Linked DNA regions of Homo sapiens: region 2 is linked to region 1. A link is an interaction called in ENCODE POLR2A ChIA-PET data of the cell type or tissue named here. Cell type or tissue: OCI-LY7. All regions are shown on one strand. Links, peaks and the distances in the headings refer to the core of each region. The heading gives the core; the rest is flanking DNA.

The links. ChIA-PET counts read pairs that join two places held together with the same protein. Peaks named below come from ENCODE experiments on the same cell type or tissue, not always from the same donor. Only the 100,000 strongest peaks of a DNase experiment are listed, where the experiment ranks them.
Region 2: POLR2A ChIA-PET joins it to region 1 with 12 read pairs; 5 of 35 experiments call an interaction of 5 or more read pairs at or near these places.

What each region holds. Positions count from the first base shown.
Region 1 is chr9:123,334,251-123,342,580 of GRCh38, reverse strand. It overlaps LOC124902266 (a long non-coding RNA gene), which reads left to right and starts at 2,531. Exons shown (of 2, transcript XR_007061760.1): 1 at 2,531-2,774; 2 at 3,450-5,180. RefSeq lists enhancers at 2,487-3,496, 4,357-4,516. In OCI-LY7, for the core only: a CTCF peak has its summit at 1,988; DNase peaks (open chromatin) are centred at 2,810, 3,150, 3,500, 4,430 and 3 weaker places; H3K4me3 peaks cover 3,459 bases; H3K27ac peaks cover 6,463 bases.
Region 2 is chr9:123,282,180-123,290,509 of GRCh38, reverse strand. No RefSeq gene overlaps it. Among named protein-coding and RNA genes, the nearest start is that of STRBP, 18 kb to the right of the region's middle. In OCI-LY7, for the core only: no CTCF peak of the experiment used is centred there; no DNase peak of the experiment used is centred there.

The DNA.
Region 1 (8,330 bases), core at 32-8,031:
CTTGGTCTTCCAGCCTCTGCCGTTCTATATGGAAGAACAAAGGCCACTTCCCCGTGTGCTCCACACCACGGATTCTTCATGCATCTGTCCATCCACCCACACAGCATCTCTGTGACAAGCATCTTCTATGCACCAGGTCTGGGCTGGGTGCTGGGGACTGAGTGGGGAACCAGAGGCAGAGCCTGACCTTGCGGAGTGTTCAGGCTGGCAGGGGAGCCACACAGTCAATAAACGTGCTCACAAGAAATGAATGCATCTCCATGTGCTAAGCACTGGGGAGAAGCAGCCTGGGAGATCATGAGTGGTGTGACAAGGACTGTCTCTCTTGGGAGTGTTCTCTGGATTCCAGGGAACTCGTGGGCAGAAAATCTGCAGAGATGGACCATGTAGGCTTGGCCTCGGGGGACAGAGGCTAAGAGAAAGTGTGAATTATGCCCCAAAGGAGTCAGCTCACTTGCAGAGGCTGCAGCCACCCTACTTGGCTCCTCCAAGGAGATGGGGTCCTGGGGGCTTGGCTGCAGCAGGATATAAGTGAGGAGTTTATTGAAAATCTACCCCAGATTCACTTTGTGAGACGTCCCAGCTGGGGCCTGAAGCCTCCAAGAACTATATTAGAGCTTTAGGAGAAATAACGAGAAAGATTATTTCAGGAAGAGGGAACGGCATGAGCATACGGCTGGAGGTGGAAAACAGTAGGCAGACCCAGAAAGGTGGAGCAAAGAGAGAAAAAGGAGGAGAAACTGGGTCCCGGCCCTCAGAGACTTCACGGCACCCTGGGGAGACCCGGTTCCCACCGTGCACCAATAACAATAATTGCTGCCCTGTTGCAAGCTGACCCAGTGCCCAGAAAGGGTCACACATGATCTCATTGCATCCTCTCTAGATCCAGGAAGATGTTTACTGCCAGGTCCCACTTTGCAGATGGAAAACCAAGGTCAGAGGGGTTAAATCTGTCACCCAAGAGTGCAGCATTAGTAAGTAAAGGGTCAGCCTACAATTCCATGGTGCAGGGCTCCACAGCCCCTGCCCTTAACACTCCCCTATGTGCCCACAAAACAATCGGAGGAAATCTGGAGGTGATGGGCAAGGCCCATGCCAGCTCCACCTGTGGTCTTATCTGTCTCTCCCACTGAGCTGAGAGCTCATTTACCTCCGTCACCGCAGAGCCCCGCGTGACGCTAGGCACAGATCTGGTGCTTAGGAAGTATTGTGAATAACTCATCATCATAAGAACAAACATTTATAATGTGCTCACCATGGGCGGTGTAAACACAACCCTATGAAATCTATACAGTCATTATTCCCATTTCACAGATGGGGTAACGAAGTCGCAGCAAGTAGTGAAGCCGTGATTCACCAGACAGCAAGTAAATAAATTAACAAGCTAATTAACGAGTGAGTGTAATGATGAATGAATGAATGAGAGTAGAGATGAGTAAATAAGTGAGGGGTTGAGGCCGGGCAAAGTGGCTCACGCCTGTAATCCCAGCACTTTGGGAGGCCAAGACGGGTGGATCACCTGAGGTCAGGAGTTCAAGACCAGCCTGACCAACATGGTGAAACCCTGTCTCTACCACATACCAAAAAATTAGCCAGGCGTGGTGCCTGTAATCTCAGCTACTTGGGAGGCTGAGGCAGGAGAATTGCTTGAACCTAGGAGGCGGAGGTTGCAGTGAGCCGAGATTGCACCACTGCACTCCAGCCTGGGCAACAAGAATGAAACTCCATCTCAAAAAATAATAAGTGAGAGGTTGAAGTGGGGATGGAGAGGGTGAAGATGAGGTATAGGTCTTGGCAGCATGGAGAAGAGGTGGAGGCCCTTCTTCTTTCCATCCCCACCTTGTTCCCCTCCAGCCCCCAAGGAAAGGCCCCTTTTCATTTCCTCTCAGGGCGCCTGATACTCTTTGCCAGACTGTTGCCTAGCAACAGTGCCCTCTACGGCCAGCTCCACCCACTTCAGACGCCAAGGCTAGGGGTACACAGCCAGCTCTGAGGGCCTGGCCTTTGGCAGGCAGGGAGTGGGGGGCCCTGGGCTCCCAAGTTGTGAGAAGGAGGTCAGAGAGCAGAGAGGAGCCTGGGTGGGCTCTGAGACTGGAGGCAGTGACCTGCGAGGAAAGGGAGTGTGTCCTGGGCACCAAGCCATGGCATCTAGTTCAGGGCCCCTCTGCTTCCTCAGAACACCCCGTGGGGTCGCATGATCACCCACGTGACAGATTCTGAAGACAACTCTGCCTTGTGTAGGGGAGGGAGGCCATGTCAGGCTGCGCGTAGCAAGAACCACGGGGCCTTGAGTCTGAAGTCTGAGTTTGAGTAGAGCTGGGATGAGTCACTTCCCTTCCCGAATCCACTTCCCACACCTGAAGAATGGAGACATGGTACCCACTTCCCGGGGAAGTGTGTGAGGATAGAGCAGGAACACGGGAAGGCTTGGTACTGGGAGGGTACGGATTATTTTTATAAGCAAGGAGTGTGACATCTATTTTTAGAGGAGAAAGAATTTCGTTACAAAGAACTCTCCTAGTCCCCTCCCAGAGTGGATGGGCTGAGGTGCGGGGGAGCAGTAGGCCCGGAGGACTCCCTGAAGAGGTGGCCTGGGGATTCCTGGCAGAGGGAACGGCCTGTGCAAAGGCCTGGAGACACGCGACTGAAGCGCGCCTAACAATGGCTACCATGGATTCGTGGGCAGGCGCCTGTACACTCAATCCTCACGGCAGCTCCAGGACACTGGAGTTAGTGCTCCTGTCTCACAGGAAAGGAAACGTTGGCTCAGAAAGGTAAAGAAACTTGCTTGAGGTCACGCAGCTGGTGAGTAGCAGAGCTACGTCCGGTTCGCTTTCCCCTGGTTATGCACTCGGGGAAGAAAGTGGCTCAGACGCGGGGAGTGGAGAGAGCCAGTGGTGAGAAACGCAGCTGCGGTGCGCAGTATCATTCCTACATGTAATCCTTCTCGGGAGGGCCTGGACCCATGGCGAAGGAGCCCGGGCTGCGGGCAGAGGGTAATAGGGAACCATCGATGGCTTCTGAGCTGAGACAGAAGTGACCGAGGCCGTCCCTCGGTGCTGTCCTGGGCCATCCGGCTCCGCCTCCTACACTCTCCACTCTCTGCATCCACCACCCTCCACCCCCGCTGCTTCTCAACCGCACTGAGAAACCATGTGTGACGGTGGAAAATGTAAAAATATATATGCAACCGAAAAACAACATCGGGCTGACAGCACACAGCTATAAATACTCTGACGGGTGCAGAAACGCTCCTCCGATCCTGCTTCCTGCCGCCTGAGGAGCGGGGGCATGGTGTTTGACAGGTGGGGTGGGGGGACTCAGGAAGGGAAAAGGAAAAGGGACAACTATTCGTGGACCTACTCTGTGCCAAGCACTTCGCAAGCGTTACGTCACCAAGTCTTCGCAGAACCCTCGAGTGACTCACCACCGTTATTCCTGTTTTACAGATAAGGAAACCGAAGCACAGAGAGGCAGGTCATCTGGCTGAGGTCACACAGCCACACGGCGAGAGAGCAGTGAAGCTGGAGTTCCAGCAAGCTCCACCTGGCGAGAATTCAAGCCCTGCCATGGGCCACCTCTCTGGAGGAAGAGAAAGCCAGCTTCAGACTCTGCCTCTCTCAATCCTTATACAAGGCCAGAGAGCGCTTGAGGCTTCCAGGCACTCCTATGCTTACACACCTTCCATGGCTCCCAGCTGCCCTCCAGATAAAGAACAATCTCCTCAGTGTGGCCCTTGAGGTCCTGTGATCTGGCCTCTGTCCACCACCAGGGCCCCCCTCCTGGCCAGATCTCTGAGCCTCGGCCAAGCTGACCTGCTTCTCTCAGGGCCTCAACAGGGCCGATCTCCATCCCTGCTGTTCCCTTGGTCCAGCATGCTGTTCCCCTCTAGTTGCTTCTCCTTACCCTGGGGGCCTCCACTCAAATGCCACCTCCTCCACTGGCCGGACGCTGCCATTAACCTGCTCGAGTGCTCTCCCTGCAAAACTCAGCACAGGCTGGGCACAGTGGCTCATGCCTGTAATCCCAGCACTTTGGGAGGCCGAGGTAGGATGACTGTTCGAGCCCAGGAGTTCAAAACCAGCCTGGGCAACAAAGTGAGATCCTGTCTCTATTTTTTAAAAAATTAGCCGGGCGCAGTGGAGCACAACTGTAGTCCCAGCTACTCAGGAGCTTAAGGCTAGGGGGTAGCTTGAGCCCAGGAGTTCGAGGCTGCAGTGAGCTGTGATCACATCACTGCACTCCCACCTGGGTAACAGAGCAAGACCCTGTCTCAAAAAAAAAAAAAAAAAAAAAAGACCCATAGCACAATTGTAATCATGTGGGTCATTGTGGGGTGGTGAGTCACAGCTGGTGAGTGGCAGAATCAAGACCAGGTCCAGGTGGTACAGCCACAGAGCTGGTGCCCCCAAGTACTCGGCTGCTCACACGGGCCCCAAGAGACCTCCTCACTGGCAAGAGGAAGCCACCTCCTCTCAGAAGAATGAGCAGGGCTAGAGTACAGTGGCACAATCACTTCTCACTGCAGTCTCGAACTCTCTGGCTCAAGCAATCCTCCCACCTCAGCCTCCTGAGTAGCTGGGACTACAGTCGTGTGCCACCACACCTAGCTAATTTTTTCTATTTCTTGTAGAGGTGGAGTCTTCCTATATAGCTCAGGCTGGTCTCAAAATCCTGGACTCAAGCAATCCTCCTGCCTCAGCCTTCCAAAGTGCTGGGATTACAGACATGAACCACCGTCCCCTGTAACTACTGTTTAAGAAAGTAAAAAGATGCAGAAGAAGTTAATCTAATATTTTGTTTAACCCACTATACTCCAAATATCATTCCTACATGTAATCAAGATAAAAAAAATTATTAATGGCTGGGTGCCATGGCTCACGCCTGTAATCCCAGCATTTTGAGAGGCCGAGGCAGGCGGATCACCTAGGGTCAGGAGTTCAAGACCAGCCTGACCAACGTGGTGAAACCCTGTCTCTACTAAAAATGCAAAAATTAGCCAGGATTGGTGGCGTGTGCCTGTAGTCCCAGCTACTCAAAAGGCTAAGACAGGAGAATTGCTTGATCTTAGGAGGCAGAGTCTACAGTGAGCCAAGATTGCGCTGCTGCACTCTAGCCTGGGCAACAGAGCAAGACTCTGTCTAAAAAAAAAAATAATAATAAATAAATAATCATTGAGATATCTTACTTTCTTCCATACTAAGTCTTCAAAATCCAGTGTGTATTTCACACTTGTAACACATCTCAGTTTGGAACAGCTGCATTTCAACTGCTCAACAGCCACATGTGGCCAGAGGCTACTGCACTGGGCAGCACAGTGCTAGACTATAAACTCCATGAGGGCAGGGACCAAGCCATACCCACAATTATTAAATCTAGCATCTGACACAGAGTGGACACTCAAGAAATGTTTGTTGACTGACTAGCTGAATGAAAGAATGAATGAACAAATGAATGAAGGAATGAACAAATGATCTAAGGCCTTCTCAGATCTGAAGCCACACTCCCAGCACAGGCCATGGGAAGGGCATGGAGATGAATTCCAGCCCCACCTCTGCACCCACTTCTCTGAGTGACTGTAAGTACCTCCACTTTTGGGGCCTCAGTTTCTCCAGCTGGTCAATGGCTGGGGGGCTGGACTCTTGTGATTTTTCTGGGCTCTCACTAGAGGACTTTACCCAGAAGATGGGAGTTGGGCCCTCGGTGAAGTTCCCTCCTCCATGCCACCCCATCACCCTACTCTCCCTCCACCTGTAAGATAGGAGATCTCAGGAAAGGCCTCCAGGTGGCCTTCTGTACAGAGTGGAGCCACACCCAAGAGGGGAAAGCTGAGGCAAGGCTTGGTACCTTGGCACAGGCAGCAAGGCCAGGGTGGGGGTGCTGAGGCTTGGCCTCCTCCCTCCAGCATCATCACCCCCACACCTCACATTTGTTCAGAGTTGAGAAGAGAGCAGGGCGGGGCTTATCCTTTCAGTTCTGCAGAGAAGGATAAAAGAGACCGAGAGACATGCCAAGACCAGTCTGAGGTCACATGGGGGGCATGACAGAACTGGCTACTGCCCTAGACCTCTGTTTTTCTCATATGAAAAATGGATACAAAATGTGTCGTCATCCTATCAAACATCAATGCCTCAAATCCAAGCTCCACTACTTAACAGCCCTGTGATCTTGGGCAAGGTTTACCTGGCTGTGCCTCAACATCCTTATTTGTAAATGGGTATCATAATAGTGGCAACCTTGCGGGGTTGTTGAACCATTAATGTGTGAACGTATGTAAAGCGCTCATAAGAATATCTAGGACACTGTGAACGCCATATGAGTGATAGATATTATTATCAGCCTTTATCACAGAGCTGTACTGCAGTTTAAATAAAGGAAGAGGTGTGACCAGGGTTTGCAAACTCTGAAGTCCCCTCTGGAGAGGTAAGCACCTTTTGGCTGCAAAGAATGTTGCAAACTATAAAATGCCGTGTGACTTGCAAAGCACTTTGTAAATGTTGCCGCAGTGAGGAGGCTATTGTAGGTTAGCCTTTCATAATCCAAAAAGCACTTCAAAATCATAAATCACTTTGGGGACCGAAGAGCTCTTTGTAGGGGCTTTCTAGACTGTTGAGTGCTGTGCAAGTCAGAGACAAGTGGCCTTTCAAAGACATGAGCAAGAAGCCGGGGGGGAGTGGGGAGAGAAAGAAACCAGCCCCAGAGAATAAAAACAGCAGTCGTTTTCCTCTGCTCTCGTCACCTCCCGTGCCAGCCAGTGCAGAGAAATTCCAGCAGATCTGCAGATTCCTGCGATTCTGTGCTGAGGCCAGGGAGGCCTCCCTGCATCGCTGACTCAGCCAAACGAGAGGGTGTGAGTTAAGCAGGAATCAGCTCCATCTTCCTTGCTTCTGTGCCTCTTCTTTTTTCTTCCTTCTGCCACAAAGGCAATGAACCTGACACCATTTAAAGATTTCCCTCTTTGGCCTCCTGATGACCTTGCCCTGAGGCCCAGACTTGGGCCTGCTCTGGAGACCCAGCCTGGGATGTCTGCCACCCCCATCATGGAAGGAGTAATAGGGCTGTGAGGGCAGAGGGCAGGTGGGGCCAGGCAAAGACCCTGGGCTCCAATCCCAGTTCTGCTATTTCTCATCTATGACCTCGGGCAAGTTCATTTACTTCTCTGAGGCTGAGTCCCTCAGCCATAACATGGGGTTGACAATGCTCATCTTGTGTGTCATCGTTAGGTGGCCTGGTGTGCATGCAAGTTCTGTCCCTTCCTCTAACTGTAGGCATGAGGGCCTTCTGATAAGGGAGAAATAGATACCAAGGCAGCTTCTACAGTGTAGGGGCTTTGAGCATGAGTTTTCAAATCATAAAAACTTGGGTTCAAATCCTGGCTCTGGCCAGGCCCGGTGGTTCACGCCTGTAATCTCAGCATTTGGGGAGGCTGAGGCAGTCAGATCAGATCACTTAAGCCCAGGAGTTCCAGACTAGCCTGGACAACATGGCAAAACCTAGTCTCTATAAAAAATTTAAAAATTAGTTGGGCATGGTGGCACACTCCTACAGTCCCAGCTACTCTGGAGGTTAAGGATTAATGCCTACAATCCCAGAGTAGCAGGGAGGATCGCTTGAGCCCAGGAGACGAAGTTTGCCATGAGCCAAGATCACACCACTGCACTCCAGCCTGAGTGACAGAGTGAGACCCTGTCTCAAAACAAAAAACAAAACAAACAAACAAAACTTCTGGCTGTGCAACAAACCAGCTGTGTGTCTTTAGGCAGGTCATATTACCTTTCTGAGCCTCTATTTCCTTGACCCATAGGATGAGCATAATAGTCTATCTTGTAAAGTGTTTACAAGGACTTGAGACATGATGCATATGGCATGTGTGGCACAAAACCTGGCACACAATCACAGCTCAATGAATGGTCACGATGATTCCCCCACCTCCCCAGGCTAGTTTGACAGTCTCATTGTATTCCATCATATCACACACGTCTCCTTCAGGTGTTTCCTCATGCTTTCAAGTAATAGATTAAAAGCTTCTGGACCCAGCCAGAACCTGCCACCCCTGCTATTTCTGCAAACCCCCCTGAGATCCCTTTTCCACAGCTCACTCTCCTCTACTCATATCTCTATCTGCAATATGTCAACCTCAATGTGAAACTCAACTCCTTCTTGAGCCTGTCACAAGCCAGGCATGAACAATACATCCTCTGCTATAGATTTCATTAACGGGAGAGGGGTCTACACTGCAGCCTCTCTTCCCAGGAATTGTGGTGAACATAGTCATCTTCGTCCAGTTACAACCATGGGTCTGTATACCCCTTGAGGGATGTGGCTACGTG
Region 2 (8,330 bases), core at 239-8,238, 52 kb after region 1:
CAAAAATTAGCCAGGAGTGGTGGCACATGCCCGTGGTCTCAGTTACTCAGAGGGCTGAGGCACAAGAATCGCTGGCTGGAGGCAGTGGCTCATGCCTGTAATCCTAGCTCTTTGGGAGGCTGAGGTAGGTGGGTCACCTGAGGTCAGGAGTTCGAGACCAGCCTGGCCATCATGGTGAAACCCTGTCTCTACTAAAAATACAAAAAATTAGCTGGGCGTGGTGGCAGGTACCTGTAATCCCAGCTACTCAGGAGGCTGAGGCAGGAGAATTGCTTGAACCCAGGAGGCGGAGGTTGAAGTGAGCCGAGATTGCACCACTGCACTCCAGCCTGGGTGACAGAGCGAGACTCAGTCTTGAAAAGACAGAAAACAGAACCCCCATGTGTTGCTGGTGGGAATGTAAACTGGTGCAGCCACTGTGGAAGACAGTGTGGCAGCTCCTCCAGAAGTTAAGGATAGAACTACCATATGACCCAGCAGTTCCACTCCTAGACGTACATCCAGAAGAATTAAAATCAGGGACTTGAACAGATAAGTGTCACTGATGTTCACAGTAGCATTACTCACAGGAGCCAAAATATGGAAATGACCAAAGCATCCATCAGCAGGTGAGTAGATAAAACAAAATGTGTCACAGGCATGCAAGGGAATATTATTCAGGCACAAAAACAAATGACATTTTGACACTTGCTACAATGTGGATAGGCCTTGAAAACATTATATGAAGTGAAATAAACTAAACCCAAAGAACATGCAAGTGTGGTATGATTTCACTTGTATGAAGTACTTAGAATAGGCAACTTCTGGCCAGGCACGGTGGCTCATGCCTGTAATCCCAGCACTTTGGGAGGCTGAGGCAGGTGGATCACCTGAGATCAGGAGTTTGAGACCAGCCTGACCAACATGGTGAAACCCCGTCTTTACTAAAAATACAAAATTAGCCAGGCATGGTGGTGCCTGCCTGTAATCCCAGCTACTTGGGAGGCTGAGGCAGGAGAATCATTTGAACCTGGGAGGTGGAGGTTGCAGTGAGCCAAGATTTTGCCATTGTACTCCAGCCTGGGCAACAAGAGCAAAACTCCATCTCGGGAAAAAAAGAAAAGAAAAGAAGAAAAAAGAATAGGCAACTTCCTAGGGACAGAAAATAGTACAGATGTTACCAGGGGCAGTGGGGAGAGAGGGATGGGGAGTTATTTGTTTAATTGTTACTGAGTTTATGTTAGAGATTCTGAAAAAGTTTGGGGTATGAATAGTGGTGATGGTTACATAACATTGTAAATGTGTTTAATGCTGCTGAATTCTATATTTACAAATGATTAAAATGATGAATACTTTGTATAATTTACCACAATTTAAAAAAAAAATGGGCTGGGCACGGTGGCTCACGCCTGTAATCACAACATTTTGGGAGGCCGAGGCGGGTGGGTTGCCTGAGGTCAGGAGTTCAAGACCAGTCTGGCCAACATGGTGAAACCCTGTCTCTACTAAAAATACAAAAAAAAAAATTAGCCAGGTGTGGTGGTGTGCGCCTATAATCCCAGCTACTCAGGAGGCTGAGTCAAGGGAATTGCTAGAACCAGGTAGGTGGAGGTTGCAGTAAGCCAAGATCATGCCACTGCACTCCAGCCTGGGCGACAGAGTGAGACTCCGTCTCAAAAAAAAAAAAAAAAAAAAAAAAAAAAAAAAAAAACAACGACATATTACAACATGGATGAACCTTGAAAACATTGTTCTGAGTGAAAAAAGGACAGTCATAAAATACCACATATTTTATAATTCCATTTATATAAAATGTCTGGAATAGGCAAATCCATAGAAACAGAAAGTAGATTCACGGTTGCCAAGGGGTTGGGGGTAGGGGAGAATGGAGAATGAAGGCTAATTTTTTTTTTTTTTTTGAGATGGAGGAGTCTCGTTCTGTCGCCCAGGCTGGAGTGCAGTGGCACAACATCGGCTCACTGCAAGCTCCACCTCCCGGGTTCACGCCATTCTTCTGCCTCAGCCTCCCGAGTAGCTGGGACTACAGGCGCCCGCCACCATGCCCGGCTAATTTTTTTTTATTTAAAAAAATTTTTTTTAGTAGAGTCGGGGTTTCACCATGTTAGCCAGGATGGTCTCGATCTCCTGATCTCGTGATCCACCCGCCTCGGCCTCCCAGAGTGCTGGGATTACAGGTGTGAGCCACCGCGCCCAGCTGATTGAAGGCTAATTAACGGGCACAGGATTTCTATATGGGGTGATGAAAATATTCTGGAATTAAATAGTGGTGATAGTTGCTCAATCCTGTGAATACTCTAAAATCCACTGAAGTGTACACTTTCACGGAGTGAATTTTGTGGTAAGTGAATTATATCTCAATTTAAAAAGTTTTACCTTTTAGGGTTATTGGGAAGTTTAAGTGAGATAATTTATATAAATTCCCTAGCACAGAGACTGCCTTGTAGTAAGAACTCATTAAATGCTAAGTAACTCAAATAAATGTTATCTGTTACTATCATTATTACCGTTGCTATTATTATTATTACTATTAGTAGCTAGTGATTTTCATCTGTTCACCTCTCCAGAGCATCAGACCTCTCACCTGCAAGCAGGCATAACAAGACTTTAATTATTTAGGGTTTTGTAGTCACCAGCAACAGAAACCTACTCAGCCTCATGAGTCAAAAAGGGGATTAATAGCAAGCCTGTGGTGTAGATGACTGAATTAAAGGGACAGACTAAGAACTAGACTCAGAAAGAAAAGGCCCAAGGGACAGAATCTACAGAAAAGACCAGCTGAGAAGCCATGGAGTGACTGCAGAAGCAAGAGGTTCTGCATCGGGCTGTCTATGTTCAAATCTAGCTCTACCCATAAACCTGCACGACCTTGTTTTGTTGCCTTGGTTTGTCCATCTGTTAGGGAAGACAGGGAGTATATCAGGGACTCCTTGAAAGAACTGTTTGCAGGATGAAATGAATTAATATATGTACAACTCTTATTGTGCTCACACTTGTAAATTCCCAATAAATACTATTATTACCATCAACAGGACTTTGTCCCTGGGATAATTCAACTCTGCCCATTTTTTTTTCTGATGATGTATAGCTGTGTTCAAGGTTCAAATTCCTAAAGAGTGTGATGAACACCTCTTGCCCAGAGAAGGGTGAAGCATCCTGATTGACAGCCCTGACAAGACCGAAAATACAGGGGCCTGTAGGATGATACCCAGAAGACAATCCAGAAGAAAGGGGAGGGGTGCCTAACAGCAAAACCGACCCAGGCCCCTGCAAATCCCCTCACACAATGTTGTTAGGAGGATTAGAGATAATATGTGCAAAGTGCCTGGCATTCAGTCGCCCTTAATTACTGGGATCCTTATTCTCAGCTTTCTTTATTAGGGGGTTGTGGATTTTCTTTTTTTTTTTTTTTTGAGATGGAGTCTCACTCTGTCACCCAGGCTGGAGTTTAGTGATGCGATCTCGGCTCACTGCAACCTCTGCCTCCCGGGTTCAAGCGATTCTCATGCCTCAGCCTCCCTAGTAGCTGGGACTACAGGCACGTGCCATCACGCCTAGCTAATTTTTTGTATTTTTAGCAGAGACAAGGTTTCACCATGTTAACCAGGATGGTCTCAATCTCCTGACCTCATGATCTGACTGCCTTGGCCTCTCAAAGTGCTGGGATTCAGGTATGAGCCACTGTGCCCGGCTGGATTTTTTATTACCATTGCAATAAACATTTGGGAAGAATTGCAAAAGGCTTCAAATGCCATATTAAGACATCTGCACTTTATTCTGAGAAACAAGCAGAAGGACCATCTCCTGAAAACCGCATGGCATGCTCAGAGTCCCTGAGGACTGTAGTATCCTTTCCTCATGGTCACACAGCCCTGTCCTCTCTCAGCTGTGTGATCATGACCCTAGGCAACTGACCTAACATCTCTGCCTCAGCTTCCCAGTGCATAAAATATGGTCACATTACTGGTTGCTGTAGGGCTTAAATGAGATAGTATTTGCAAAGTACTTAGAACAGTGGTAAGTGCTCAATAAGTTGTAGCAGTTATGGCACATAAAATGAAGTTAAAAATCTCCACCTCACCAGGTTGATGGAAAGATCAATTGGGATCAAAGAAGTTACAGCACTTTGCACATGGAAAAATGCCATGTCCCAGAAAGATGTTTCTTTGATTGTGATCACTGCTGGCAATAAGAAACACCTTTAGTGAAATTACTAGTTTTCCGTAAAATAAAGAAGCATTAAATGCATACATTCAATAATAAGGTGGAATTTGATCAGAAACATTAGACTATGAAAAGGGTGAGTCTAACACTGAGGAAATAAAATATTGATAAATTGATGTTTCAAATAATTAAAGAATGTTCTCATAGCGTCTATTACCAATTTCCCAAAACTTAAAACACAATATCGCTTACTTAATGCTAAAAGGGCACACAGCATAGTTTAGTCTTTCCTTGAAGCTTTTGAATTTCCTTGAAGGCAAGATCAGCAATTTTAAAATACACTTTTGGATCCTCTAGCTGAATGGTTCTCAACCCTGGGTATATATTAGCATCCACTGGGGAGCTTTTAAAAAATACTGTTGCCCGGGTCCCATTTCAGACCAATTAAATCTGAGTGTCTGGTGCTGGAGCCCGAGCACTGGAATTTTTCGAAGCTCCACAGGTAAACTGTTCCTCCTAGCAGTGGCCTAACTCACAGAGGGTGCCATGGTACTTGGAGATGAGACCAAAGAGGTCTGCAGAGGCTGGGCCACAGAAGGTTTCATACACTACAATTCGGAGGCTCAGTGTTATCTCATAAAATGTGGAGCCACTTCCTGTAATCCCAGTGACTCAGGAGGCTGAGGTGGGAGAATCACTTGAGGCCAGGAGTTCGAGATCAGCTTGGGCAACATAGTGAGACATCCATTTCAACAAAAAAGATTTCTTGAGTCCAGTTGATCCAGCCACTGCACTCTAGCCTGGGGGACAGAGTGAAACCCTGTCTCTAAACAAAAGGAAAAAAAGAAGGAGAGCCACTGAAGACTTCTTTTTCTTTTCTTTTTTCTTTTTTTTTTTTTTTTTTTTTTGAGATGGAGCCTCGCTCTGTCACCCAGGCTTGAGTGCAGTGGCACGATCTTGGCTCACTGCAAGCTCCGCCTCCCAGGTTCATGCCATTCTCCTGCCTCAGCCTCCCGAGTAGCTGGGACTACAGGCGCCCGCTGCCACGTCCGGCTACTTTTTTGTATTTTTAGTAGAGACGGGGTTTCACGGTGTTAGCCAGGATGGTCTCCATCTCCTGACCTCGTGATCCGCCCGCCTCGGCCTCCCAGAGTGCTGGGATTACAGGCGTGAGCCACCGCGCCAGGCTGAGCCACTAAAGACTTTTAACAAAATTTTTAATCCAGTGAGAGTTCAAGTTAGAATGACCATTCTGGTGACACGTGGTGGTGCACTGGAGTTGCAAGACTGGAGAAAAAAAAACCTAGAATGGAGGCCACTGGAACTATCTAGATTGTATCAGTTATTTTTACGGTGAAACAAAAGAGCCCCAAAGCTTAATTGCTTTAAAAAACGATTCATCATTTCTCATGATTCTGTGGAATGCCTGGGCAGCTCTTCTGCAGGTCTCTCCTGTGCACCTCATACAGCTGCTTTCAGCTGGCGGGGTGGCTGGGGGCTGGGCTCACCGGCAACAGCTGTGTCTCTCTCTCCAGCGCAGTCTTTCATCTTTGACTTCTCAGCGTGGAGGACTCAGAGCAGTGTTCTAAGAGAGAGGAGGTAGAAATTGCAAGGATTCTTATTTATTTATTTATTTATTTGTTATTTTTATTTTATTTATTTATATTTTTTTGAGATGGAGTCTCGCTCTGTCATCCGGGCTGGAGTGCAGTGGCACGATCTCAGTTCACTGCAACCTCTGTCTCCTGAGTTCAAGCGATTCTCCTGCCTCAGCCTCCTGAGTAGCTGGGATTACAGGTGCACACCACCACGCCTAGCTATTTTTTGTATTTTTAGTAGAGATGGAGTTTCACCATGTTGGTCAGGCTGGTCTCGAACTCCTGACCTCGTGATCCGCCTGCCTCGGCCTCTCAAAGTGCTGGGATTACAGGCGTGAGCCACTGACCGCCCCTGGCCCTATTTTTTATTTTTTTAATTGAGATAGAGTCTCACTCTGTTGCTCAAGCTGGAGTGCAGTGGCACGATCTCCACTTACTGCAACCTCCCAGGTTCAAGCCTCCTGGGTTCAAGTGATTCTCATGCCCCAGCCTCCCCCCAGTAGCTGGGATTACAGGCATGAGCCACCATGCCCAGCTAATTTTTGTATTTTTAGTGGAGACAGGGTTTTACCATGTTGGCCAGGCTGGTCTCAAACTCCTGACCTCAAGTGATGCACCCGCCTCGGCCTCCCAAAGTGCTGGGATTACAGGCATGAGCCACCGTACCCGGCCTCTTACTTATTTTTGAGACAGGGTCTTGCTCTGTTGCCCAGGCTGCAGTGCAGTGGTGTGATCACGGCTCACTGCAGCCTTGAACTCCTGGGCTCAAGCAGTCTCAAGTACCTGGGACCACAGATGCATGACGTGGCACCTGGCTAATTTTTAAATATTTTTTGTAGGGTTGAGGTCTCCCTATGTTGCCCAGGCTGGGCACTCCAGCCTGGGCGACGGAGTGAGACTCTATTTCAAAAAAAAAAAAAAAAAAAGATTAAAGAGAATTTCAAAGCTTTTGGCATGAGCAACTGGGTGAACTGTGGTGACCTTTATGGAGATATTGGGGACCCTGGTGAAGAAGTAGTGAATCACAAGTTTGGTTTTGAGTATGTTAAGTTTGAGATGCCTTTTAGATCTCCAAGTCCAGATGCTGAGTAGGCACTTAGCCACTGAGCCTGGAGTTCAGAGTGGGGCAGCAGATAGAAATTTGAGTATTGTCGATCGTTCTATCAAATCATGAGACTGGATGGATCACAGAGAGTTTGATAGTGGGGCTGTCGGGAGACTGAGCCTTGGGGTACTCCAACATTAGAGGAAGGGATGACAGGAAGGATCATCCAACTCCTTCACAGCCACAGAGACTGAGAAGCAGTGGCTGGTGAGGTGGAGAGATGAGGAGGGGCTGTAGAGTCCTGGTTACCCCGGAAGAAAGTGTTTGCAGCAAAGAGTGGGATTAATGGTGCTGAATGCTACTGAGTCAGGTAAGCTGAGGCCAAAACCGAATTGACCATTTTGATGTGGCAACATGGAAATTACTGGTGACCTTGACAAGATTAAGTGAGTGGGCAGAGTAGAGTGGGTTGAGCAGAGAATAGAATAAATGCAGAGAAATGGGACTGTGCGTGTGTATGCATGTGTGTGTGTTTGTCCTTAATTGGGAGAAGCACAGAGTATTTGTACATCGGTGGAAATAGAAAGGGTAAATTATCAATGACGCAGGAGAAAGGAGGATAATTGCAGTAATAAAGGGCATGGGATCTGGTGGACACAGGGAGCAGCTGGCCTTAGGTAGCATGAGGACAGTTCTTCCGTTGTAAAGGAGTGAAGGCAGAGCATATGAGTTCAGAGGCAGGTAGACTGAAAGATTTGGCAGTAGAAGGGTGTGGAGAGAGTCAGGAACCTTTTGCAAAGTAGAACGAGGGATGAAAGCAGTCATCTCAGGATTTAAGGCATCTCCCGCTGAGCCTGGAGACCATCTCTTATCAACAACCTTTGCCAACACTCTCCCTGTGCCAGGCCCAATGCCAGGCGGAGGGGTTCACAGATGACTCACCCAGTGTCCCTGCTGCTGAGAAGCTCACAGCCTAGGAAGAGAGACAGACCTGTAAACTGACAACTTCAATACGATGTGCTAATAATAAAGACATGTACAAAGTGTTTTGAGAACAAAGAGGGAGTGAGAAACTCTGCCTGGAGGGGTCAGAGAAGGCTCCACAGAGGTGACATTTAAATTAGGCTTCAAGGAAGGCAAGAACATTATCAAGCTCGCTAGAGGAGGAAGGTCGTTCAAGGTGGAAAGAATAGCGTGTGAAAGCCACAGAGATGAGAAAGAGCCTCCATGCTTTCTCTCTGCTCCACCTGCCTCTTTTCTTCTTTCTGCTCCCCCCGCCTCCCGTTTCCCAAGCTGTCATCTCTCAAGCTCCCATGGTTCAAGAGAAGAATTTTCTTTTTGGGAAGTTTAATAAATTTCCGTTTAGCCCGTACTGAGTCATGACAAAGGTGTGTTTCACACTTAAACAAACATCTCAGATGTTATTTTTTGCACTTGAAGAACAAGCTATTTTTAAAGAAATTCAAACTCACTGGGACCTAGCAAGGACAATTTCTGTGACCTGGTTTTAAGAAGTGAGCTTTGCA